Regions from separate parts of the Homo sapiens genome. Here region 1 is linked to region 2. Evidence: chromatin loops called from intact Hi-C (ENCODE). Cell type or tissue: B cell. All regions are shown on one strand. Region 1 overlaps LOC105377104 (a long non-coding RNA gene). Region 2 overlaps DENND6A (DENN domain containing 6A).

Region 1 (5,000 bases), 310 kb before region 2:
ATATGGTGAAACCCGTCTCTACTAAAAATACAAAAATTAGCTGGGCGTGGTGGCGCCTGTAATCCCAGCTACTCGGGAGGCTGAAGCAGGAGAATCACTTGAACCCGGGAGGCGGAGGTTGCAGTGAACCCAGATTGCGCCACTGCACTCCAGCCTGGGCGACAGAGCGACACTCTATCTCAAAAAACAAAAAACAAACAAACAAACAAAAACAGAGTATCCAAATATGACAGGGCAAGAAAGCCAGGAAAAAAAACGCCAACACCAGATGGAAAATGGCTAAGGAGGAGGAAGCAGTGGTTTGGAAGCAAGGATAGAGTTGAGTTCTGTTTGGTGGGCCCTGGGTTTGAAGACAGATAACTTCGGCTCTCTGGCCTCAGTGTCTTCATCTGTAAAATGGGACTAATAAAGGCCCTTATTTCCTGGGCTGTTGCTTTGGACTCTAGCAGCCAGCCTCTTTCCCATCTCCCCTCTCCAAGTGGAGCTGAGACCTCGCTGTTTGGGGAAATTTGGGTCAGAGAGAAGAAAACAGGGATTTGGCCTCCTGGGCCAGGTGCACAGTACCTCCGCCTTCTCTTGAAGGAACCTAGACTTCGATGCCAAGCCCTGCAAGCAGGGAGGACGAAGAAGGCATCTTCCCAAGTCAAATGAAGAATCCCCTGCAAGTCCCTATGGTCCTACAGGAAGGCGAGACACTTACCACACAATCATCCCAAAATTTACTGGGCTCAGGACAGTGCCAGAGCCCTGAATGCTCACTCAGTCACTCAATCAACATGTGTTCATTGAGTCCCTGTCTATCAGTCAGGACTCTCCTGGTTGTGAGTGGCAGAAACCCAGATAAAACTCCTAAAGCAAAAAGGGGTAGTGATTGGTTCCTGGAACCAGACAGTCCAAGGGGTGGTTCAGGCAAGTCTGGATCTAGGGCCTTGGTGACGTCATCAAGAGCTGCCCTGCTCCATCCTGGTCTCCACCTTCCTTCCTGTTGGCTTCCTTCTCAGGCAGGCTGTCCCCTCGTGGTGACAAAAATGCCCGCCATCTTCTCCAGGCCGAGCTCCTCGAGAATCCCAACAAGATCCCAACAGGGAGAGAGCACCTCTTTCCCAGAACTTCCAGCCAAAGTCCAGGGCTGATGTGAGTTGGTTCTGGTGACCATGGCTGATCCCCCAGTCAAGGAGACTTGGGCCTCTCATTGGCCAGCCCCAGATCCCAGCCTCACTCCACCACGAGGGCTGTGGCCAGCCACCTAGCTGCTGACATGGGGAGGCCATAAATGACAGATTTACTGAGCCCTTGTAAATTACTCTGTGCCAGACATTGTTCCAAGAGCCAAAGATACATATAAACCTCACAAAATCCTGTTATCTCATCAGGCAGGTGAGGTGAGATCGAGTTACTTGGTCCAAATCACACAGCTGGGAGATAGCAAGGCTGGGCCTCAAACCCAAGCACTCAGGATGCCTGTTGCTTAGTGATGTTCTCTGCCAGGCATCAGCTCCACAAGGCTGGCTTCCTCATTGCTGTTGTCTGGAATCATGCTGCACCTGACCAGGCTGTGGGGACTGGCTCCGTGGTTGTGTTAATTTGCTGTGGCTACTTTAATAAAAAAAATTACCACAAATTTCATGACATAAAAGAACACAACTAGGCCAGGCGTGGTGGCTTCAACACCTATAATCCCATCACTTTGGGAGGCCAAGGCAGGTGGATCACTTGAGGCCAGGAGTTTGAGACCAGCCTGGCCAACATAGTGAAATACTAAAAAATAGAAAAATTAGCTGGGCATGGTGGTGTGCACCTGTAGTCCCAGCTACTCAGGAGGCTGAGGCACAAGAATCACTTGAACCCAGGAGGCGGAGGTTGCAGTAAGCTGAGATCACGCCACTGCACTCTAGCCTGGGTGACAGAGCAAGACTCTATCTTGACAAAAAAAAAAAAAAAAAAAAGGACACAACTGAGTCAGATGTGGAGGTGGCTTTACACCTGTAATCCCAGCACTTTAGGAGGCAAGGCAGAAGGATCCTTTGAGCTCAGGAGTTTGAGACCAGCCCTGGCACCATAGGGAGACCCCATCTATAAAAAAAAATTAGCCGGGTGTGGTGGTGTGCACCTGTGGTCCCAGCTATTCGAGAGGCTAAGGTGCGAGGATCACTTGAGCCTGGGAGGTAGTGGCTTCAGGGAGCCAAAATGGACCCACTCACTCCAGTCTGGGTGACAGAGCAAGACCCTGTCTCAAAACAAACAAACAAGAAAACACAACTGTATTCTCTTATCATTCTGGAGGCCAGAAGTCAGCAATCAGTTTCACTAGGCTAAAGTCAAGGCGTCAGCAGGGCTGGCTCCTTCTGGAGGCTCCAGGGGCTATCCTTGCCTTTACCTGCTTCCAAAAGCCACATACACCTCTTGGCTCATGGCCCTTGCTTCCATCTCCAAAGCCAGCAGGGTAGCATCTTCAAATCTCTTTCTCTCTGGTCTTCTGCTTTGTCATCCTATCTTCTTTTGTCTGAAAGACAGACAGGAGGAGGAGATCCTCTTACAGAGCCTGCTGTGATTACATGGGGCCCATCTGGATAATCCAGGATACTCTCCTCATCTCAAGGGCCCTAACTGAATCACATCTGTGAAGTCTCTTTTTTGCCATGTAAGGTCACATTTACAGGTTACAGGGATTAGGACTTGGATACCTTGAGGGGCCAATATTTTGCTTACCACAGTGGCAGAGTATGTGGGCTCTGAGCCTGGAGATGGCTCTTGAATCTGGGTAGCTCAGCCTCTAAATTGCTGTGTCACCAAGTGATTTAACCTCCCTGTGCCCCAGAGTGCAGAGATCAAGAGGTGTGGGAGCCCAGCATTTTGAGGAAATGAAAGCAATTCAGGCTGATGGAGGATGGGTGGAGTGGAAGAGGCCTTTGGCCTCAAGCCCATGCTCTGAGTCAGTTTCCACGTCTGTACAACGGAAATGATAACGGTCTCTTCTTCATAGTGCTGGCTGTCATAGGATTAAATGAGTTAAGACTTGTGAAATGCTGAGCACGATGCTTAGCACAGAGACGGTGCTCAATAAATGTTGGCAACTTGATATTGTCTTAGTTTGGGTTTCCTCAAAAGCAGACCCAAGTCCAGGATTCACATAGGAGTTATTCATTTGGGAAATGATTCCAAGAAGTGCTGGCAAGGGAGGTGGGAGGTGAGGCTGGAAAGACAGGAAGCCCACAAAAGGTGCATTCATGAGTGGGCTGCTCCTGCGAGCAGCTGGAGCTCCATCCTGCAGGGGAACCTAAGGGCCAGGTAGAGTGTACCCTCCAAGGCATCTGAAGGGCTGGGGCCTGCATTTACCAGTAGTCATTGGTTGAGGGCTTACTGAGGAGGGGCTGTTAACTCACCACCCTCCGGCCGACCATGTGTGCAAGCACAGCCAGCTCCTGTGATCAGAAAAAGTCACGGCTGCATGGCCAGATGTGGTGGCTCAGGCCTGTAATCCCAGCATTTTGGGAGGCCAAGATGGGTGGATCTCTTGAGGCCAGGAGTTTGAGACCAGCCTGGGCAACATGGTGAAACCCCCTCTCTACGAAAAATACAAAAATGAGCTGGGTGTGGTGGCGTGCTCCTGTAGTCCCAGCTACTTGGGGTGCTGAGGCAGGAGGATCGCTTGAGCCTTGGAGGTCGAGGATACAGTGAGCCATGTTCCTGCCACTGCATTCCAGCCTGGGTGACAAAGCAAGACCCTGTCTCGAGAAAGAAAGAAAAGAGAGAGAGAGAGCGAGAAAGAAAGAGAGGAGAGAAGAAAGAAAGAAGGAAGGAAGGAAGGAAAGAGAAAAAAATCAAAGAAAAGGAAAGGAAAGAAAAAAGAAAAGAAAAGAAAAAAGTCATGGCTGCTGGCGGCTAAGGTGAGTGGTGTAGGCTGAAGGGGCATGGTGGGGGGCATTGAGTGTGCTGCATACATCACACAGGACCATCCCCACCCAGGAGCCTTGATCGTTGGGACCAGGATCTGGTGACTATAAATAAAGGGACATGCGCAGAAGAGTCTGGCTCCTTCTGTCTTGGAAATGGGGCCTGAGCCTTCTGAACAGTTGGGAGAGGTTTTAAACCAGTTTCATTTCCTTTTTCCAAGATGTAGCTGTTGTCTAGGGCAGGCCGAAGTGGGGGTGTTAACAGATTTAACAGAGTCCCACTGGTCCTGGTGAGGTTTTCATGGCAGGTGGCTGGGAGGCCGGCTCTGTAGTCCAGCACCTCAGGGCCTGAGAGGAAAATGGTGTCTGTGGACAAATGCTGGGAACACCAGTCACATCTCTGCTTTGTCCAGGGAAGCAGAGGGGCCATGAAGGGCCATGGAGGGCAAGTGATGAAGGGCAGGAAGGAAGACGACCTTTTAAAAGAACACAGGCGGCTGGGCGCAGTAGCTCACGCCTATAATCCCAACACTTTGGGAGGTCGAGGCAGGCGGATCACGAGGTCAAGAGATTGCGACCATCTTGGCCAACATGGTGAAACCCCGTCTCTACTAAAAAAAAAAAAAAAAAAGTGGCCGGGCACGGTGGCTCACCCCTGTAATCCCAGCACTTTGGGAGGCCGAGATGAGCTGATCACGAGGTTAGGAGATCAAGACCATCCTGGCTAACACGGTGAAACCTCGTCTCTACTAAAAATACAAAAAAAAAAAAAATTAGCTGGGTGTAGCGGCGGGCACCTGTAGTCCCAGTTACTTGGGAGGCTGAGGCAGGAGAATGGTGTGAACCCGGGAGGCGGAGCTTGCAGTGAGCCGAGATCACACCACTGCACTCCAGCCTGGCAACAGAGTGAGACTCCATCTCAAAAAATAATAATAAATAAAAATAAATAAATAAATAAAAGAACACAGGCCAAGAGACTGTAGTCCTGGGTGGAGAGCAGGGCTGTTGTGGCTTTCTGAGATATTTTGGGCATGAATAATGCTCGGACTGTAGGGTGGACACAAAAAGGGAAGTGGGGAGAGGTCCTCAGAGACAGGGAAAGGTCAG
Region 2 (5,000 bases):
TTGAACCCGGGAGGGGAAGAATCACTTGAACCTGGGAGGTGGAGGTTACAGTAAGCCAAGATCACACCATTGCACTCAAGCCTGGGCAACAAGAGTGAAACTCCTTCTCAAAAACAAAAACAAAAAAAGCACAAAAAAAACTTCATTATTGTGGATATATAATAGTTGCACATATATATGGGGTACATGTGATATTTTGATGCAGACATGCAATGTATAATGATCAAATAGAGTTATTGGGATATCCATCACTTCAAGCATTTATCATTTCTTTGTGTTGGGAACATTCCAGTTCTACTCTTTAGTGATTTTGAAATACACAATAAATTATTTTTAACTGTGGTTGTCCTATTGTGCTACCAAACACTAGATCTTATTCCTTCTATCTAATTGTATTTTTGTAGCCCTTAACCGTTCTTTATTCCCCCCTCTCAAACTCTTACTACTCTTCCCAGCCTCTGGTAACTTACCATCATTATTCTATTTTCTATCTCTGTGAGTTCCTCTTTTTAGCCCTTACATATGAGTGAGAACATGTGATATTTGTCTTTCTGTGCCTGGCTTATTTCACTTAACAGTTCTACCCATGCTGTTGCAAATGACAGGATTTCATTATTTTTTTTTTTTCTTTTTCTTTCTTTTTTTTTTTTTTTTTTTGATACGAAATGTCATTCTGTCGCCCAGGCTGGAGTGCAGTGGCGTAATCTCAGCTCACTGCAACCTCCGTCTCCTGGGTTCAAGTGATTCTCATGTCTCAGGCTCCCGAGTAGCTGGGATTACAAGCATGAGCCACCACACCCAGCTAATTTTTGTATTTTAGTAGAGATGGGGTTTCATCATGTTGACCAGGCTGGTATTGAACTCTGCACGTCTCAGCCTCCCAAAGTGCTGAGATTACAGGTGTGAGCCAATATGCCTGGCCTGGATTTCATTTTTTTAATGGCTGAATAATATCCCATTATGTATATGTACTGCATTTTCTTTATCCGTGCATCTGTGAACTATTTCTGAAAGTGATTTGACCATAACCAACTACTATTTTAGACTAATGTTATATATATATATTTTTTTGTTTGTTTGTTTGATTTGAGACGGGGTCTTGCTCTGTCACCCAGGCTGGAGTGCAGTGGCATGATCTCGGCTTACTACGATCTCTGTCTCCCGGGTTCAAGTGATCCTCCTGCCTCAGCCTCCCGAGTAGGTGGGACTACAGGTGCATGCCACCACACCTGGCTAATTTTTGTAATTTTAGTAGAGACGGGGTTTCGGCATGTTGGCCAGGTTGGTCTTAAACACCTGACCTCAAGTGATCCGCCTGCCTTGGGCTCCCAAAGTGCTGGGATTACCAGCGTGAGCCACCGTGCCTGGCCTATAATATGTTTATAACTAATGTTTATAATATGTTTAACAAAATTTAACTCTTTTCTTCCAGGTAATTTATCCTCAGCATTCCAAACTTACTGACAGAGAAGTAAGTAAAAATACTGCTCTGTATAGTTTACTGTTATATTTCTGTTTGTTTTTATTGATTATGTATGTGTCAGCATACATCACTTTTGTTTTCTTTTTCAGAAAACCAATATTTGCTATTTGTCTTTTCCAGATTCAAATTCAGGTAACTGTTTTTCATACAGTGTTTCTGTTTAATTTTATACTAAGAATACTGGTTATACTGTTAATGTATGAAAATTGATTGAAATAGCATATTAGATTGCAAACAGATCAATGATTTTTATTCCTATTTTAATGATGCCTAGTCATGTCATCGTTGATTTTAGTAGCTTCAACTCTTAAAATAACTGTTATGGTGTGATGAGGTAAACCATCAAGGAACAATAAACTCTTAAAATAGTGAAGAGGTTGAAAATCAGCGACATTGGTATATTTGGGATTCGTGGAGTATGTATTAAATAGTTTATATAGTATGTAGTTTACTTTCAGTTCAGAATTTGGGAGCTTACCAGGAACTCTGTAAAAGCAGTGAACCTAAAAAAAGCCAGGATAAATTTGGTTAGGAAGCAAGGCCATAAGTTACGTGCAGTAGTTTATATGGGTTAATATAGGTAAAGCCTTGGCGTAGTGCTTGGTGTATAGAAAAAAACATACAAGGGTCTGTTTATTGTTGAGCTTGGTTTTGTTAGTCTCTTTCAAGCTCTTCCTTTTGTGTGGTCCTAATCGTTGACATCCTTCAGGTTACCTCTTGTGTTTCACTTTCAAACTAGCTTTTCTTGGCTTATAGTGACCAAAACATTTAGCTTCTCAGGCCACACACAGTTATAACCCTATAGCAGAGACAGTCTAGTTTTCTTTCCTTTTGTGGTTACTTCCTTTTTTTTTTTTTGAGATGGAGTCTCGCTCTGTCACCCAGGCTGGAGTGCAGTGACGCGATCTCAGCTCACTGCAAGCTCCGCCTCCCGGGTTCACACCATTCTCTCACCTCAGCCTCCCGAGTAGCTGGGACCACAGGCGCCTGCCACCAGTCCCGGCTAATTTTTTGTTTTTGTATTTTTAGTAGAGACGGGGTTTCACCATGTTAGCCAGGATGGTCTCGATCTCTTGACCTCGTGATCTGCCCACCTCGGCCTCCCAAAGTCCTGGGATTACAGGCGTGAGCCACCACACCCGGCCGGTTACTTCTAATATTGTGCTAGTTAGTTCATTTAATCTGATTTGAGAGATTTGACAGTTAAACAAAATTTTTTTTAGCATTTTCTCCTTTCTGTATAAATGCTTCCAGAATTTTTTTCCTATCCATTTGGAACTCAGCTTTGGTGAACTATATGAAAGAAAAGTGGTATCTTGGTAAATTAGATACTGCCTTTTAGAGATCCCAGTAAGGGGTTTTTTCTGACCTGGAATTATTTTGGTGTTTTTGACCCATTTATGAAATAATGATGCAGAGGTCTTGTAGGAATGTATCTTCATTTCAGTTAACATTTTTCTTATAAAATCTGTACATACACTTCTTATATACTGTGATGGGTTAGATTTCCAGGTCTCAGAGTAAGCTGAGTTGTATGGATTGCAGAATGAACTGACTTTCTGCATGGAATCCCAGTGAATTATGCTGGATGCTCTTCTCTTTCAGATCATAGCTGGTTGTCATGGCTCCTCTCTCTTTTTCACTTCTCTATATGAGCATGAAGGGGATCAGAATATACCACCCCCAAATATACCACTTTGGCTTAAGAATTATTTTGAGTTGAAGGCAACTGAGAAACAGCAGATGCAAAAAGAGCCCTTTACCCTCCCCCTATATGCCTAAAAGCAGGACATACATTTCCTTTTGTGAAGGTGTCACCCCTTCCCTTTCCCATACCAGGAAGAGGAGAAAATTCTGAATCACCAGAGAAAACTCTTTATCACTGGAGATGGTACCAGCTTAATTCTGCATAAATAAGCCTTGCTAAAATAACCCTTATCTTTCATTAGTTTTACCCATATGTTTACCTTCCCACAGATTACCACCCCTAGAAGTCCAAATCCTTTTTCCTTTGTCTGCATTTTAGTTTCTTTTGTTAAAATGGTATCTAAGCTCCCAAGTTTAACCACCTCTTTGGGTTTTTACTTTTTTTCTCTGAAGCCTTTGTATGCATTCGAACTAAATCTTTTCTCGTTAATCTGTTGTCTGTTTATTTCACAGGCCCCAGTTAGTGAACCTAAGATGGTAGAGGAAAAGTCCCCCGCATGCATACATCAAGGCTAAGAAGTTAATTCTGTGGTGTTTAGATAGCCTATATCTAGTTTTATAGCCTCTGCATGTGTCATTATCAAAAAAATTTTTAAGTACTTTTGGCTTATGAATGACCTACAGATTTTTTTTTTCTTTTTTCTTTTTTTTTTTTTTTTTTGAGATGGAGTTTTGCTCTGTCACCCAGGCTGGAGTGCAGTGGCACGATCGCAGCTCACTGCAACCTCCGCCTCCCAGTTCAAGTGATTCTCCTGCCTCAGCCTCCCAAGTAGCTGGGACACCTTTGCCTGCCACCATGCCTGGCTAATTTTTGTATGTTTAGTAGAGATGGGGTTTCACTGTGTTGGCCAGGCTGGTCATGAACTCCCGACCTCAAGTGATTCGCCTGCCTCAGGCTTCCAAAGTGCTGGGATTACAGGTGTGAACCACTGCACCCGGCTGATTTTTTTTCTTTTCTTTTTTTTTGAGATGGAGTCTCGCTCTGTTGCCCAGGCTGGAGCGCAGTGGCGCGATCTCCACTCACTGCAAGCTCTGCCTCCCGGGTTCACGCCATTCTCCTGCCTCAGCCTCCCGAGTAGCTGGGACTACAGGTGCCCACCACCACGCCTGGCTAATTTTTTGCATTTTTAGTAGAGATGGGGTTTCACTGTGTTAGCCAGGATGGTCTTGATCTCCTGACCTTGTGATCCGCTCACCTCCGCCTCCCAAAGTGCTGAGATTAGAGGTGTGAGCTACCACGCCTGACTGATTTTTTTCTCATAGATATTATTTAATGCTTTTTTTATGTGCTGCACATCAAATGAAGTGTGGTTCTTGTGACTTGAAGTATGGTTGGTACAAGGAAAATCTACAAAAGACCTGAAAGCAGGCACTTTGCTGTCTTAACAGATCATCATTGTCCTAGGTAGCAAGAGACTATATGTTTTGTAAATATTTGAAATTGCTATTTTCAGTTGTAGTTATCCATACAGTTTGGTTTTTTTATGTGTTTATTAAATGAAAATTGGAGGCCGGGTGCAGTTGCTCACACCTGTAATCTCAGGACTTTGGGAGGCTGAGGCGGACAGATAACTTGAGATCAGGAATTCGAGACCAGCCTGGCCAACATGGTGAAACCCCATCTCTACTGAATATACAAAATTAGCTGGGCGTGGTGGTGTGTGCCCGTAGTCCCAGCTACTCAGGAGGCTGAGGCAGGAGAATCTCTTGAATCAGGGATGCTGAGGTTGCAGTGAGCCGAGATTGTGCCACTGCACTCCAGGCTGGGCGACGGAGTGAGACTCCATCTCAAGAAAAAAAAGGATTACTG

What was found. Peaks named below come from ENCODE experiments on the same cell type or tissue, not always from the same donor. Only the 100,000 strongest peaks of a DNase experiment are listed, where the experiment ranks them.
Region 1: a loop joins it to region 2, with 9 times the contacts of the local background. A loop is called at or near these places in 1 of 110 quality-filtered maps.

Annotation. Positions count from the first base shown.
Region 1 is chr3:57,981,848-57,986,847 of GRCh38, reverse strand. It overlaps LOC105377104 (a long non-coding RNA gene), which reads right to left. Exons shown (of 4, transcript XR_940874.3): 3 at 2,378-2,503; 4 at 220-1,593. Among named protein-coding and RNA genes, the nearest start is that of FLNB, 24 kb to the left of the region's middle. In B cell, no CTCF peak of the experiment used is centred here; DNase peaks (open chromatin) are centred at 2,857 and 4,107; H3K27me3 peaks cover 443 bases.
Region 2 is chr3:57,668,871-57,673,870 of GRCh38, reverse strand. DENND6A (DENN domain containing 6A) reads left to right here. Exons shown (of 20, transcript NM_152678.3): 2 at 1,433-1,471; 3 at 1,573-1,615. Among named protein-coding and RNA genes, the nearest start is that of DENND6A, 22 kb to the left of the region's middle. In B cell, no CTCF peak of the experiment used is centred here; DNase peaks (open chromatin) are centred at 500, 2,220 and 2,514; H3K4me3 peaks cover 865 bases; H3K27ac peaks cover 3,732 bases.